3 separate regions of the Homo sapiens genome follow, and all the other regions are linked to region 1. Evidence: chromatin contacts called from ENCODE Hi-C data. All regions are on one chromosome and are shown on one strand. The core of a region is the stretch at or near the end of the contact, and the rest is flanking DNA. Distances in the headings are between cores, read along the strand shown.

Evidence for each region. A loop is a pair of places that touch in the nucleus more often than their neighbours do. Pooled maps may share reads with other maps.
Region 2: a loop to region 1 is called in a pooled map, with 3 times the contacts of the local background. The contact joins the enhancer-like site here to the promoter of STBD1 in region 1. A Hi-C loop is called at or near these places in 4 of 37 single-sample maps with no recorded cell type and 7 of 50 pooled maps.
Region 3: a map with no recorded cell type shows a loop between it and region 1 (3-fold over the local background). The contact joins the enhancer-like site here to the promoter of STBD1 in region 1. A Hi-C loop is called at or near these places in 10 of 37 single-sample maps with no recorded cell type and 4 of 50 pooled maps.

Annotation. Positions count from the first base shown.
Region 1 is chr4:76,304,013-76,308,680 of GRCh38, reverse strand. STBD1 (starch binding domain 1) reads right to left here and starts at 1,948. Exons shown (of 2, transcript NM_003943.5): 1 at 1,692-1,948. The coding sequence starts at 1,911. The region is part of intron 6 of FAM47E-STBD1 (FAM47E-STBD1 readthrough); the gene reads right to left.
Region 2 is chr4:76,751,239-76,755,906 of GRCh38, reverse strand. SHROOM3 (shroom family member 3) reads right to left here. Exons shown (of 11, transcript NM_020859.4): 7 at 715-1,596. The region is part of intron 1 of SHROOM3-AS1 (SHROOM3 antisense RNA 1); the gene reads left to right. Among named protein-coding and RNA genes, the nearest start is that of SHROOM3-AS1, 49 kb to the left of the region's middle. RefSeq lists a silencer at 1,697-1,991. Within about 2 kb of position 1,871, at least 10 of the 41 ENCODE cell types and tissues checked have a DNase peak (open chromatin) inside an H3K27ac peak, as active enhancers do.
Region 3 is chr4:76,599,423-76,604,090 of GRCh38, reverse strand. The region is part of intron 2 of SHROOM3 (shroom family member 3); the gene reads right to left. Among named protein-coding and RNA genes, the nearest start is that of MIR548AH, 26 kb to the right of the region's middle. Within about 2 kb of position 2,155, at least 3 of the 41 ENCODE cell types and tissues checked have a DNase peak (open chromatin) inside an H3K27ac peak, as active enhancers do.

The DNA of each region.
Region 1 (4,668 bases), core at 699-3,198:
GCTCTCGCAGACCTGCGGGCAGATCAGCAGGAGCTGTCACCTTGGGGAGATACGGAGAACAGTAGTGCTTCCCTGGGCAGGAGTGGAGGGAGAACTGGGGGAAGGGGCTGGTTTCTCCTTGCCAATCCCATATGCGTTAGGAACCTCCCCAACAAAACGGTGTTTTGTATCCCCTTCCATTGTAAGCATTTTTTAAAAAACGTTCTTAAAAATACAAAATCCAAGTCCTCTAAAAATGCAGTTTCCTTCTTGGCCATGCCATTGGTAGTCCAAATAGCTCCCTACAAGATTGAAATCTCCAAATCATACATACAATCAGCACAGCTGTGGTTTTATGTGGTGTGGGGGTGGTGGTGGTATGGGGACAACAGTCTTGTTTCATTTTATCCCTTTTTTTTTTTTTTTTTTGAGATGGAGTCTCGCTCTGTCACCCAGGCTGGAGTGAGTGCAGTGGTACGATTTCGGTTCACTGCAACCTCTGTCTCCCGGGTTCAAGCGATTCTCCTGCTTTAGCCTCCCAAGTAGCTGGGACTACCGGCGCCTACTACCACGCCCAGCTAATTTTTGTACTTTTAGTAGAGACAGGGTTTCACCATATTGGCCAGGCTGGTCTCGAACTCCTGACCTTGTGATTTGCCCGCCTCGGTGATGGTGGGAGTTGGAAGTGAGAATGAACAAATATTATTCTGGATTCCCAACTTTTCAACCTAAAGCATGAGATTGGTCTTCAGAAAAAAGATAAGTGAACTGTCTAGGCATCCCAGACCAATCACAGTAAAGGCACACGGGCAGATTTTCATATGGCTGCACATGAACACCACTGGGCTAAAAATAAAGTTCACAGATGTCATTTTCACCATTAGGCTTCTGTCCAGGCATGGGCAGCTTGCCAAGGGAGGGCACTGGACGGTAAGCTTTTCTGCCAGTGTTCGCTCTCTGCTTAGCAAACGGTCCCTAAAATACAGAAATTTAAACCCAGATGTCAATTCTACTCATCAGGGTTGGGTCCCCTATTTAAGTAGTCCCTTCCTAGGGATGACTATCCGGCCCTATTCTGGGGCAGCGTGGAGGGGACTGCCGACAGTGCTGAAAGGGGTGACCAAGGCACATCCCCAGGGCCTCAGCCACAGCCTTCATGGCCAGAGTCCAACCTGAACTTTGCCTTCCTAAAGAAGCATCCAGATAGCAGGAGGCGCCCGCAGTTCGGGTGTTCCCAAACCCAGCTCTTCATGGGCTGTGCGATGGGAGGATGTCAGACTACCCGGATTGGGACTTAGAAAATGTCCCTGCTTGGGCAGAGATCGAAGAGGCTTGTAGGATCCCCTAAACCTAAGCCCCCCTTTCCAAAGGCCGGGAAGGGGCGCCGCCACTGCAGCCGCCCGCACTGCACCAAGCGCCGCCAAGTGGAGGAGCTCATCCCCGCCGGAGGGGCAGGACCAAGTCCTCAGGCGCGGGCGCTGAGGGACTCGGCAAGGGCGCGGCCCTTGGAGGACCAGACAAGAAACCTGCCTGCGCGTACCAACCAGCCTGGGAAACCGAGGGGCGTGGGGATGGCCCAGTCCCCTTAGGAGAGCCCGTCCGCAGGAATGGGCCCCTAGGAAAGCTCCAGGTGGGTTTGTCTCTTTGCTCCCTTCCTCGATGAACCTCAAAGCTCTGGCAGATGTGCCCTGGAGTCACGGGGGGAAGAATACCTGGTTTGGTGACCAGCTCCTGCCCGGAAGGTCCAGGGCTCAGTCCGCTGCTGCCACTCTGATGGCCTCCCGGAATCGCAGCTCCCCCAAGAGGGGCGTCTTTCTCCTGCTCCGCATCCCCGTCCTTCCCGGTGTCGCCAGGGCCGCCCCGCAGCAGCCAAACGAAAAGTGCTCCGGCCAGACCCCCTCCAACCAGCAGGGCGGACCAGACGGCGCCCATGGCTGAGAGGCCGCGGCCGCAGGAGACTACAGGGACTGGGACCGGGGCTCAGGTCACGCACACAGAGCCACACCTACCCCGCCCGCTCCAGCCTTTTACGGTTTCTGCGCCGGGCACTCCGGCGGAGCCCGGCCCTGAGCGACCAGTACTCAACTTTCCCAGCCCCGCCCCGCTCCCCGCCCCTGGGCTGCAGCCCCGGGCTCCCTCCCGGGGAAGACTCCAGCGCTCTTCTGTCCCTACACTTTCTGTTCCCGGCCTTGCCAGTTGCCAGCGGCCAGGGGCGCAGGGGTCGGCGTTCCACGTGTGTCCCGCGTGAAGAACCCAAGTGCGCACAACTGCCCCGCGCAGCCGGGACCTGCCCCACCGCCCTTCCTTCTTCCGCCTGCTGCCCGCGAGGCCCAGCCCTGCCTCGGCCCGCACCGGGCACCTCGGCGCCTTCTCCCCAGGGAAGCTCAGCAGCAACGCGGTCAGCTAGAGGCCGAGAGCTTCCTGGAACTTAGAGGTGGGAGAGGCCGCGGGCGTCGGTGACGCGCGGGCTGGAGCGCGGGCTAGAGCGGTGGCGCGTTCGGGTGGGATGGGTGGCCCGGAGGACGGCGGGCGCGGTGCGGGGAAACTGGGAGCCCTAGTGGAAGCTCCGCTCCGCCGCCAGCTCAGCGCGCTTAGCCTCCCCAAGCTTCCGCCTCCTCGCCTGTAAAATGGAAGGACTGGACTGAGGACCATCCATCTAAAGATGCCAGTCAGCTCAATCACATCCAGTCTCGTCCTCTTTGGGCGTGTATGGCTGCTGCGAAATGCGCACGCATCTGTATGAACTGGATGTTGTCCATGGACGAGCTCCTACAGATAAGTTTGTTAATAAAAACAGCAGCTCTTTATTAAGCACTGTCTGTATTCCGGATGTTTTAAGTGTGTATTTAATTTAATCCTCACAAGACAACAACCCTGTGCGGTGTTATATATATTTCTTTGTAAATCCTTTCCTCTGCTGATCTGATGACTTTGCACAACAGCTTCAAGCTGATGATCCCCACGTCTATGTCTGCAGCTCACACCTTTCCCTTGGACTCCGACATTCAACTGCTAAAGGCCACAGATACCAAACACCTGCCTTGGAGTAATTGCTATAATTGCTCTCTCTGGTAGGGCAAATTATCTAATGTGCCCCTTGCTCCGAATGGACAGTAGCCCTTAACGGGGTGCAAGGTTCTGCCAGTGGGGTTACTGGAAGGCTGATGCACGCCTTGATGCAGGCCACAACTTCTGTAATCATAAGAGAGGAGGTAGAGGAGAGGTGAGGGCGAAGACTGCCTACTGGGCATCTCCTCGTGGATGTCTAATAGACATCTCAAACCCAACTCATCCAGACCTGAACTCCCCACCTAACTCCCCAAACCTACTACTCTCCCCACCTTCCCCATCTCAGGAAGTGGCAACCACATCCTTCCCATTGCTGCAAAACAAAACACAGCAAGCTCCCACAGGCCACTTTCAAACCACCAGTCAGCGTGATCCTGTTAAAACACCCCAGTTCTCTGCTCAAGACCCTCCAGTTGCTCCAGATCACACGGAAGAACCTTTAAGACCCTACAGGATCTGTTCCCCATGACCACTGTGCACTCATCTCCATCTTGCCACCTTCAACCACACTGGCTTCCTTGCCTAGAGTCATCCTTCCTGCAGACATCCTCTCTCTCTCATCCCCTTTAGGTCTTGGCACAAGTGTCATCTGCATCCCCACTACCCCCTCCCCTGCCCAGCCCTTCCTTGACAATCCCAGTTTTAATTACAATCCTACTCCCTATATCCTTCCCCTGCTCCATTGTTCTCATTAGCACTTAGGGCGTCATTTCTAATACACTCTATAATCTGTGTGTCTGTGGTTTAATTTCTCTTTCCTCCCTTCAGAGTGTAAATGACAGCGGGGATGGTTGTCCTTTGTTCTCTGCTGAATTCTTAGCACCTGTAACCTCTCCGGAGTGAGCGCTTAGAAGTACAGGTTGAATGAATGAATTAAAAGCCCCAGGTAATTTCACCCTAGAGCATTATTGGCATTTTTCTTACGTAGATTCCATATGCATTTTTAGCCCATGTGGATATTACCGTTCCTTGAAATTCATTTTATGTATAATAAAAAGTAACCGTAAAGCTATATTTTTAAGAGAATGAATGTCACTGTATAAAATAAGATTCTTTCAGCCTGGGCAGCATAGCAAAACCCTGTCTCTATGGAAAAATACAAAAATGAGCTGGGCAAGGCAGTGGCGCCTATAGTCCCAGCTACTCAGGAGGCTGAGGATCACTTAAGCCTGGGAGGTGAAGGCTGCAGTGAGCCATGATCATGCCACTGCACTCCAGCCTGGGTGACAGAGGGAGACTGTCTCAAAAAATCTGATAAAAATATAAGATCCCTTGCATGTGCGGTTCACATAGGGTTTGTGCTCCTATGAGAGTCTAATGCCGCTACTGATCTGATAGGAGGTGCAGCTCAGGCTGTAATGTTCACTTGCCAACCACTCACCTCCTTACTGTGCAGCCTGCTTCCTAACAGGCCTCAGACCAAGGTCTGGGGACTCCTGTCTAAGGGATAAAAATCCCAGAGAATCTGTAAAATCCTTCAGATGTAAGCCCCACTATTCACTTATAATACCTAAAAGGCTCTTAATATTTATTGCTGTCATAAATGTCCATTCATTTATTTAAAATAATACCAAAAATTATTTTCTCAACCCATCAGAATTATTTTTACATTGTATCATA
Region 2 (4,668 bases), core at 622-3,121, 450 kb before region 1:
TTTTTGGTGTTTTGAGAGATTACTTGTTCTAGGGACTATGTGTTGGGGAATGCTTCTTTCTCATTCTCCTAGCTTCCAAGAGGTTTTCCCTAAACATTACTGACCTTGAGCCCTACTCTTTATTCCTCCCTATGGACATGGAGTGATTTTGGAAAGAGAAGCTGAGCATTCACATCCCAGTCTCTCTTCTCTTTTGAGACTGAGGCTGCCTCAAGGCTGTATATATTAATATCTATGTGTATTTGTGTGTCTAACATGACCTTTGATGAGGTAGGTAAAGCTGTTTAACTTGGGGGTTCAGTATCAAGAGACCCACTTACAATCTGAAGCCATATTCTTTAATGTTAGCTCTGTCAGTAATAAAAGTGATGTTTTTGTCTTCTATATGCCCTCCTCTTTTGTCTTATTTCCTAACTGATTCAGAACTCATCCAGGGAGGAGGGATTTACTTGGACCGCCTAAGCCTATCCTGTCCCCAGAAGTGAAATGTGCCCCTTGGGTCCCAGCTTTCATTTCTGCCACCCTGACTCCTCAGTACCCAATGACACTGGTCCAACTACCTCCTGAGGCAAACAGATCAACAGTGTCCTGAGCTGAGCTGTATAGAAACATCTCCATGCCAGGGTTCTTCTGTGGCCAGCAGAAGGACCTGGGCCACCTGGGGCATGACACTCTCCTGTTAGTGGGGGAAAGCTGCCCAGTCTGCTCACTCACCTGGGGCGTGGCCCCTCGGGATCCTCACTGTCCAGCTGCGCCTCACATACAGTGTGGGGAGGAGGTGGAGGGAAGTCATCCATGCTATACACCGGGGTTTCCTGACTCGGTGGAGGAGGTGGGGGTGGGGGAAGAGGTTCAAATGTGGGGCTGGACGTGGCCTTGGGGTGCGGATCCCTCACAAACACTTCGTCTTCATAATCCTCATGAGGTGGCGGGGAGTCCCGCAGGACAGACTCAGATATTCGGAGGGAGATCCTCCCTGGAGTGCTCGGGGCCCCAAGAGGTGTGTCTGGGTCAGAAGTGCTGCATAAACTTGGAAGACTCTGCTGTTTTTGATAGTGCTTCAGGTTTGCAAAATCAGGGGCTGAGGATTCCTCAGGAAGGCTGTCCTCTCTGGCTGCGTGGGCCCACTTTGCTCGAGAAGGAGGTGGCCACTGAGGCAGCGAGACCCTCTTCCTCGTTCCCTCTTCTACCCCATGCTCTGGGCCATCGCCCTCACAGCCTCTTGGACCGGGAGGCTGGGTCAGGGTGTGACCATTGCTTCTGTGCATCATGGCAGGGGTGTAGGGCGGGAGAGGCTGTCGCCCTGTCTGACCGTCCTGTGAGCAGTAGCCAGAGGGAATGGCTGAAGGCAGAGGGGTGCCAATTGGGGTCAGGGGTGCAGCCCTGGTGTCTGTGACCAGCCCTTGCGTTCCTGCCAGTGGTGGCCTGGGGCAGGGTGTCCTACTGGCTTGCCTCTGATGGTCCAGGGTTCCAGGACATTCACTAGGAACGGAGGAATCACCAATGGCTTTGCAGCCTGAACCACCCCAACGAGGGGTGAGATGGTGGAAGAGCGGCAGCATCTCTTCTTGGCCTCTTTCTGAACAACTGAGTGACCTGGAACGGCACACAGACAGGAGGGTTACAGCTCTGAAGAAAGGGGCAAACATGCAGCCCAATGCTCCTTACATAGATGAGAAAAGCATTTAAGAGGAAGGAGGACCTCTTTTCCTTCCCCCAGAAACTGCACACTGTCTTCCCTGGCTGCTCACAGGAAGACCCAAGTTAAACCAGTACTAGGCAGGCATAAATTCCTACAGGAAAATGTCACATGGAATGACTGGGTTCACAAGGCATTTTCTTTTATTAACCCTCTCACCGCCCCCACATCCTGTACACACCATGCAACATAAGGCAGCTTTTGAGGACAGGCTTCAGGCTATAAAAACAAACAGTACATTTCTTCAGCCCCTTTTAGGACTACTTCAGGAAATAGCTCCCAGCTCTGGGGAAAAATAATGCTGCCTTCTTCTCTCCCAGTGCGATCCCCACGGGGGAGGTCTGTTTTGAAAGCATTTGCATGGGCTGCTGAATTTGAAGGTTTTATTTACAACTTTTGCTTACTCTCCTAGTGTTTTCATTTCATCTGATGAAAAATAAAAAGGAGGGGGAGAGTCTCACCTAAGGAGCTAATAAGCAGTTACCTCTGGAGAAAGAGGCTGGCAATAATAAGCAAATATAGTACATGGTGATTTAAACAACTGTACGCTAGACTCCGAGGAAAAACCCAACAATTCGCAAAACTTTTGTTATTGTGTTCTAAAGGAGAAAAATCCACAAAACAAAACAGAAAAAAGAGTCTGTGGCACTACCTGCTATGCAAGAGTTAATGTGAGGATAAAAAGCTCTCCAGCAAACCCACCGTGATTTGTACATTCCCTGTCTGCAGTTCCCTGACTGGCTATGTGAGTGGATCTGGAGTGCAGATGGCACATTTCATCTCACAGATCTGACTCCTCTGAGGGAGTGGTGACTCAGTCCCACATCAGAGCAATAACACAGGGCTTGCCACAAGATCATCCAAGTGCCAGGCAAACAGAATGCAGCATGTGGTGGAAGAAGATGGCAAAGAACCAAATTAGCTCTTCTCATGCCTTTATTTTTCCTTTATTATACATAGATGCAGATGATGGAATAAAGGGCCCACCTCTCTCTCTGATGCAACCCCTCCCTTCCCATGACCAGTCCCTTTCATTCAGACATGGTTTCTTTACCAGGAACCTCTCCATAGAGAAGTGTAGCCACTCTGCACTTCCTGGTGGCTTCCCGCTGGGGATGCTCTTCACTTCTGTCTCATCCATCCTGGCATCCCCAGTACCTGCCACCAAGTACCCCCTCAGCAAATGTCTGTTGAACAGTGACGTCTCCTTTGCCCAGCTGCTCTCCAGACTGTAGCATACAAACTGTTTTTAAACCCAGCATCCTTTAACAGGATGTGGAGTCAGTTGAAATCTGATGTTTTAACGACTAATTCAGATGCCTTTATTTTATTTATTATATCTTGAGGCTTTTCTAAAGGGGAAGACATCACTAAAACATACAATAATATAGCACTTATCCTTTAAAGATCCAGCCCAATAGACTTTTATATGATGTTTTTAGTTTGTGTGACCTTAGTTTACACAAACTATACTAAAGTGGCATTTTCTTTTTGAAGATAATATCAGTGGTAAATGCTTAGCTTGGTTGAGAATGCTTCTCCGTGGTGATTATTTTGTGTTTTTAGGAATGAAGTTTGGGATAAAAAAAGACTTTGTTCAAGTCCCTTTTATAATAGAGTGTGAGAGGGTCACCCAGAGTCTGCTGATATGTATCCAGGAATCCTACTATTCAAGAATGGATTTTGAGAGCAATTAGTCTCACCTTTGTTTTGTTTTGCTTTAAAAAAAAAAAGAAAAAGCATTTTTAAAAAATTGTGGTTAGAAAAAACAACATAAAATTTCATCTTAACCATTTTTAAGTTCAGTAGTGTTAATATGTTCACACTGTTGTGAAACAGATCTCCAGAACTTTCACAACTTGCAAACCTAAAACTATGTACCCACTAAATAATAACTCCCCATTTCCCCCTCCTACTAACCCCTGGAAATCACTATTTTGTGTTTTGTGTGAATTTGACTACTTTAAGTACTTCATACAAGTGAAATTATACAGTATGTCTTTTTGTGACTGGCTTATATTTCACTTCACGTAATGTCATGTTGAAGCATGTGGCAGAATTTCCTTTTTAAGGCTGAGTAATATTCCATTGTATGGCTATACCACATTTTGTTTATCCAATCATCTGTCATGAGTAGACATTTGGGTTGTTTCCACCTCTTGGCTATTGTGAATAGTAAATACAGCTGCTATGAACATGGGTGTGAACATGGGTCTTGGAGACCCTGCTTTCAATTTTTTTGGACACATACTCTGAAGTGGCATTGCCAGATCATATGGTAGTTCTATTTTTAATGTTCTGAGATCTCCATGCTGTTTTTCATACGGCTGCACCATTTTACATTCCCACTAACAGTGTGCAAGGTTTCTAATTTCCCCATATCCTCACCAACACTGGTTGTTTTTCGTTTTTTTAATTGCAGCCATTCTAATGTGTGTGAGGTAAACATCTCATTGTGGTTTTGAGTTCTCTGATGATTAGTGGTGTTGAGCATCTTTTCAATGCTTGTTGGCCATGTGTCTGCCATCTTTGGATAAATGTCTAAGTCTTTTGCCCATTTTTATATAGACAAGTAAATTTTTATGTTTGAAATTAACAAGTGAATGTCTGAATTTAGTTGGATTGGTATCCTCTAGTGTTTTTCTTTAAAATGGAGATAAAAAGAGTGGAGAATGTTTGAAAACAGGAAAGAAGTATATAATAATGACAACTATTGTCTCTTTGTGACCCATGAAGGCATCAAACTCTCATAAAACTTGAACAGTGCAAAATCTCTACTTTTCTATAAATTAGAACATTTTATGTTTTTTAAAAAGCACTAATGTAAAGTCTGAATTTCATGTATTCAGGGAGAATTATGTCAGCATGGAGGAAAACTGACTGATCCTAATAGGCATTCATGGAGAACAGAGGGCACATTCCTCCAAATTCCACCTTCCAAATTATTTTGACATTTCAATATTGTCCAG
Region 3 (4,668 bases), core at 906-3,405, 300 kb before region 1:
CACTTTGGGAGGCCGAGGTGGGCGGATCATGAGGTCAGGAGTTTGAGACCAGCCTGGCCAACATAGTGAAACCCCATCTCTACTAAGAGATGGGGTGGCAGGTGCTTGTAATCCCAACTACTCGGGAGGCTGAGGCAGGAGAATCACTTGAACCAGGGGGGCAGAGGTTGCAGTGAGCTGAGATCGCGCCACTGCACTCCAGCCTGGGAGACAGTGCAAGACTCCATCTCAAAAAAAAAAAAAAAAAAAAAAGAATACAAGATGCTTGTTCTCACTCATAAGGGGAGTTGAACAATGAGAACACATGGACACAGGGAGGGGAACATCACACACCAGGACCTTTTGCAGGGTTGGGGGCTGAGGGAGGGATAGTGTTAGGAGAAATACCTAATGTAAATAACGAGTTGATGGGTGCAGCAAACCAACATGGCACATGTATACCTATGTAACAAACCTGCATGTGGGCACATGTGCCCTAGAACTTAAAATATTAAAAAAAAGAAGAAGAAAAGAAAGAATACAAGATGGTGGTCTTATTCCATTACTTTATATGGTCATACTACATAGAAAGTCAGAGGCTTTGATCATAAATCAATCAATAGATGTCCTGTTAGTTGCAAAGTACGGTTTTTTTTTGTTTGTGGGTTTTTGTTTGTTTGTTTGTTTTTGTTTTGAGACAGAGTCTCATTCTCTTGCCCAGGCTGGAGTGCAGTGGCCCAATCTTGGCTCACTGCAACCTCCACCTCCCGGGTTCAAGTGATTCTCCTGCCTCAGCCTCCCAAGTAGCTGGGACTACAGGTGCGTGCGACCACACCCAGCTAATTTTTTGTACTTTTAGGAGAGACAGGGCTTCACCGTGTTAGCCAGGATGGTTTCGATCTCCTGACTTCATGATCCGTTCTCCTCGGCCTTCCAAAGTGCTGGGATTACAGGTGTGAGCCACCACGCCCAGCCAAGTATGTGTTTTTAAAAGATAACTATCTCCAGGAACATGTGGAATCAGAATTAAGTGCCTTTATACCACATTACACTTGGGAAAGCTGCAATGGGTCTATCGATCAGTCCATCTTTAGTACAAATACAGAAAAATAAAATACAATGCAACAATAATGATGACAATAAAAATAATGTATCTTGAGCATTTACTATGTGCTAGTTACATGCATAACTCATTCAATTCTTATAATCACCTTCTAAGAAAAATACTATGACTGTTATCCTCATTTTGAAGATAAGGAAACCGAGGCACCAGGAGGAAAGTGATCTGTCTAAGGTTGCACGGTCACAGAGTGTCAGTGGCAGAGCCAGGATTTTAATCCAGGCAGTCTGGCTCCAGGGTCCACCTTCCTAACTCTTCTGTCGTATTTATACAGTGAGTTCCACTGAAGTATCTGGAGATACATTCACATTTATCATAATGAAAAGTAATTTGTTTTCCTAGGGCTGGACCAAGAGAGATCCAATTTAACACCAACCTATTTCATATAATGAAGTTTATTTATTGTAATTAAATTTAATTTTGCCTACTATATATCAATATATTGCCACTAGTAAGCCCCAGAACTGGGTAATCTTTCAAGATAAAGCAAAAGAATTCTAACGAAAAAAAAAATCAAGAAAATTAACATATGGCTGTATCATTTATTATAAATTTCTGTATTTTAACAGTTTTCAATAGACAAATGCATAGAAAAATGTGGACTTAACTTTATATGTTGTAAGATATAAATACATAAAATCTAGGAGAGAAATCCTTTGTCCAACATTTCTTTTTCCTGTAGGTGATGACCTACAGGACTTTGTAATTTTTTTTTAGTTATTCTTAAAATCATTTGAGTTTTCTTTGTATTAGGAGCAGTACTTATCATAGGGATTGGGATGGTAAGTATTCAATAAATAGTTCATAAAATAAGTCAAGGAAAACAGAGGAGAAAGATTGAAAGGAACGTTCTGTAATTGCTCCTGGATGGCTTCACACTTGGCAAGTATTTGAAAAGCCAGCTTTCCCTTTCCTTGAAGGGGAGTGTTGAAATGTGAAGGCATTTCCTCAACCAACTTCGTTCTTCTGCTCTCTTTATCACCACAAAACAGCTGTGTGTCCACAGAGTGCTGAACCAATCAGCTGAGAAGTGAACCCTTGAATCAACCTGGTTGTTGTTTTTTTGCAGTCACAATCTTTCAAGCATCTGGCCTGAGGACTTTGGGGACTGAATTGTCTGACAATTTGAGAGCTATATATAAAGAAGATAGTCCAGACTAAACCTATAAGAAAGTAGAGGAGTAAGGCTGGGCGCCGTGGCTCACACCTGTAATCCCAGCACTTTGGGAGGCCAAGGTGGATGGATCACCTGAGGTCAGGAGTTCGAGACCAGCCTGGCCACCAACATAGTGAAATCCTGTCTCTACTAAAAATACAAAAAATTAGCTGGGCTTGGTGGCGCACCTGTAGTCCCGGCTACTCAGGAGGCTGACGCAGGAGAATCGCTTGAACCTGGGAGGCGGAGGTTGCAGTGAGCTGAGATCACGCCACTGCACTGCAGCCTGGACGATAAATAAATAAAAAAGAAAGCAAAGGAGTATATTTTCCTTACATAACCTGAGGAAAATAATTTCAATTAACAGGATGGCTAATTTCTTGCTGAAAGAGACAGTCCAGTGGTAGAAGCTCCCAACAGCTGTTATTTAACTCAGTGTTTCTCAGCCTTGGCATTACTGACAATTGGGGCCAGGTAATTCTCTACTGGGGGGCCTTTCCTGTGCATTGCAGGATTTTGGCAGCATCTCTGACCTCTACCCACTAGATGCCAGTAGCACGACCCCCTCCCCACACCACACACAGTTGTGACTACTAAAAATGTCTCCAGATATTGTTAAATGTCCCCTGGAGGGAAATCGCCTCTAGCTGAGAACCACTGATGTAAATTTTTAACTGTCACCAAATTTTATTTCTGTTTTACAGCAAACTATGGGTGGCTAATTTTAAACACTCTGAAAACTTATCTTCCTTCTCAAAGGCATGGGATGGTGCAGAAGTAATTGTGGCTTTTGCCGTTAAAGTAATTGCGAAAACTGTAATTACTTTTGCACCAACCTAATAGATTTTAGAGTAGTATAAAAATACAGACTTTCCACTTTTCCTAGTCCCTGATTCTGTTTGATTTTTGTGGTTGCTTCATGAGGATTCAGTGGCAATCAAAACCAGTAATACTTAAACATGTATTTCTTATCTCAGGTATTTTTACAATATTAACTCCTGAATTCTCACCACTCCCTTTTCTACAGGTGAGATAAGAAAAATACTCGTTTGTTTTCAGTTACAATACAATATAAAAATGTTGTTAATCTGTAAAAGCATCAAATGAGAGCATTTATAAAAATTTCCATATTGCACCTATGGGCAATGAAAACTGGCAGCACCATCAGGAACATTCCAGAGCAATGACCAAAGTTACAGTCACCCGGTCTCTTATCAAGACCATTTCTTGATAAGAAAGTTGAAGTACATTTTCTTTAGGTGCTATTAGCTGCTGAAGCCATGGACTGGTAGTTAATTAATGTGCTTTATTGAATTATTAATGTAATATCAAGTGTAGCTTCAGTGGCCTATTGTATCCTAGGAAAACACCTTGATCATGTGAAAGCTGAAAGTACCACAGTTTTCTGCTTTCTTTCCAGTGATTTCAATAGTCTAATGGTATGCTTCTCTGTCCCAAGCATAATCAGCACAGTATCTCAAGACACATCAGGAAGGAGCAAGCCATGTATATAACCTACTCTTTGACTCACGTGGCATGGAACTCTTTCTCCTCAGGTTAACCCATAAAGAAGGCAACGTGATATACAATCAGCATCTAATAGATGCAGGCCCAAGGAATAATCAAAGGCTGCAAAAGCAAGTTGGTTGTTTATTTTTTGGGTTTTTGTTTGTTTGTTTGTTTGGAGACAGGGTCTCACTCTGTCACCCAGGCTGGAGTACAGTGGCACAATCATGGCTCACTGCAGCCTTGACCTCCTGGGCTCAAGCCATCTTCCCACCTCAGCCTCCTGAGTAGCTGGGACTAACAGGCTTGTGCCACCACACCTGGCTAATTTAAAAAAAAAATGTTTTTTTAGAAATAGGGTCCGCTATGTTGTCCTGGGCTCAAGCAATCCTCCCACCTTGGCCTCCCAAAGTGCTGGGATTCCAGGTGCCATATCTTTTCTTGATATCTGAACACTGGCATTAATAACAAGTACAGTAGCACCAACAAAGTCCATTTCCACAGCCACCACTTGTGACCAGCATGTGGCCTGCAGGTCCTATGCCAAGCACTCCACTTTCCTTAACCCTCGTAACAGCTCCATGAGGAAACTGTATTTCCCTACATTTTACAGATGAGGTTCACAGAGATAAGTATTCTGCCCAAAGTGACAGATGGTGATGAACTAGGAATTCAAACCCAGGACCATTCAACTTCAAAGCCTGTGCTAGGACACCGTCATGATGAGCACAGGGAGACAGAAAGAATGCTGCTGCCATGTCCACCATCAGAAACAAAACAAAAAACTGCTTTCTCCAAAAACAATGAGAAAGGGTTTAAGATACCCTAGATTTATATTATTTTCATCTTGAAAGAAAGAATAAAGGAGATGAACTAGCTTTCTGCAGCTGGGCATTACTCTCTGACC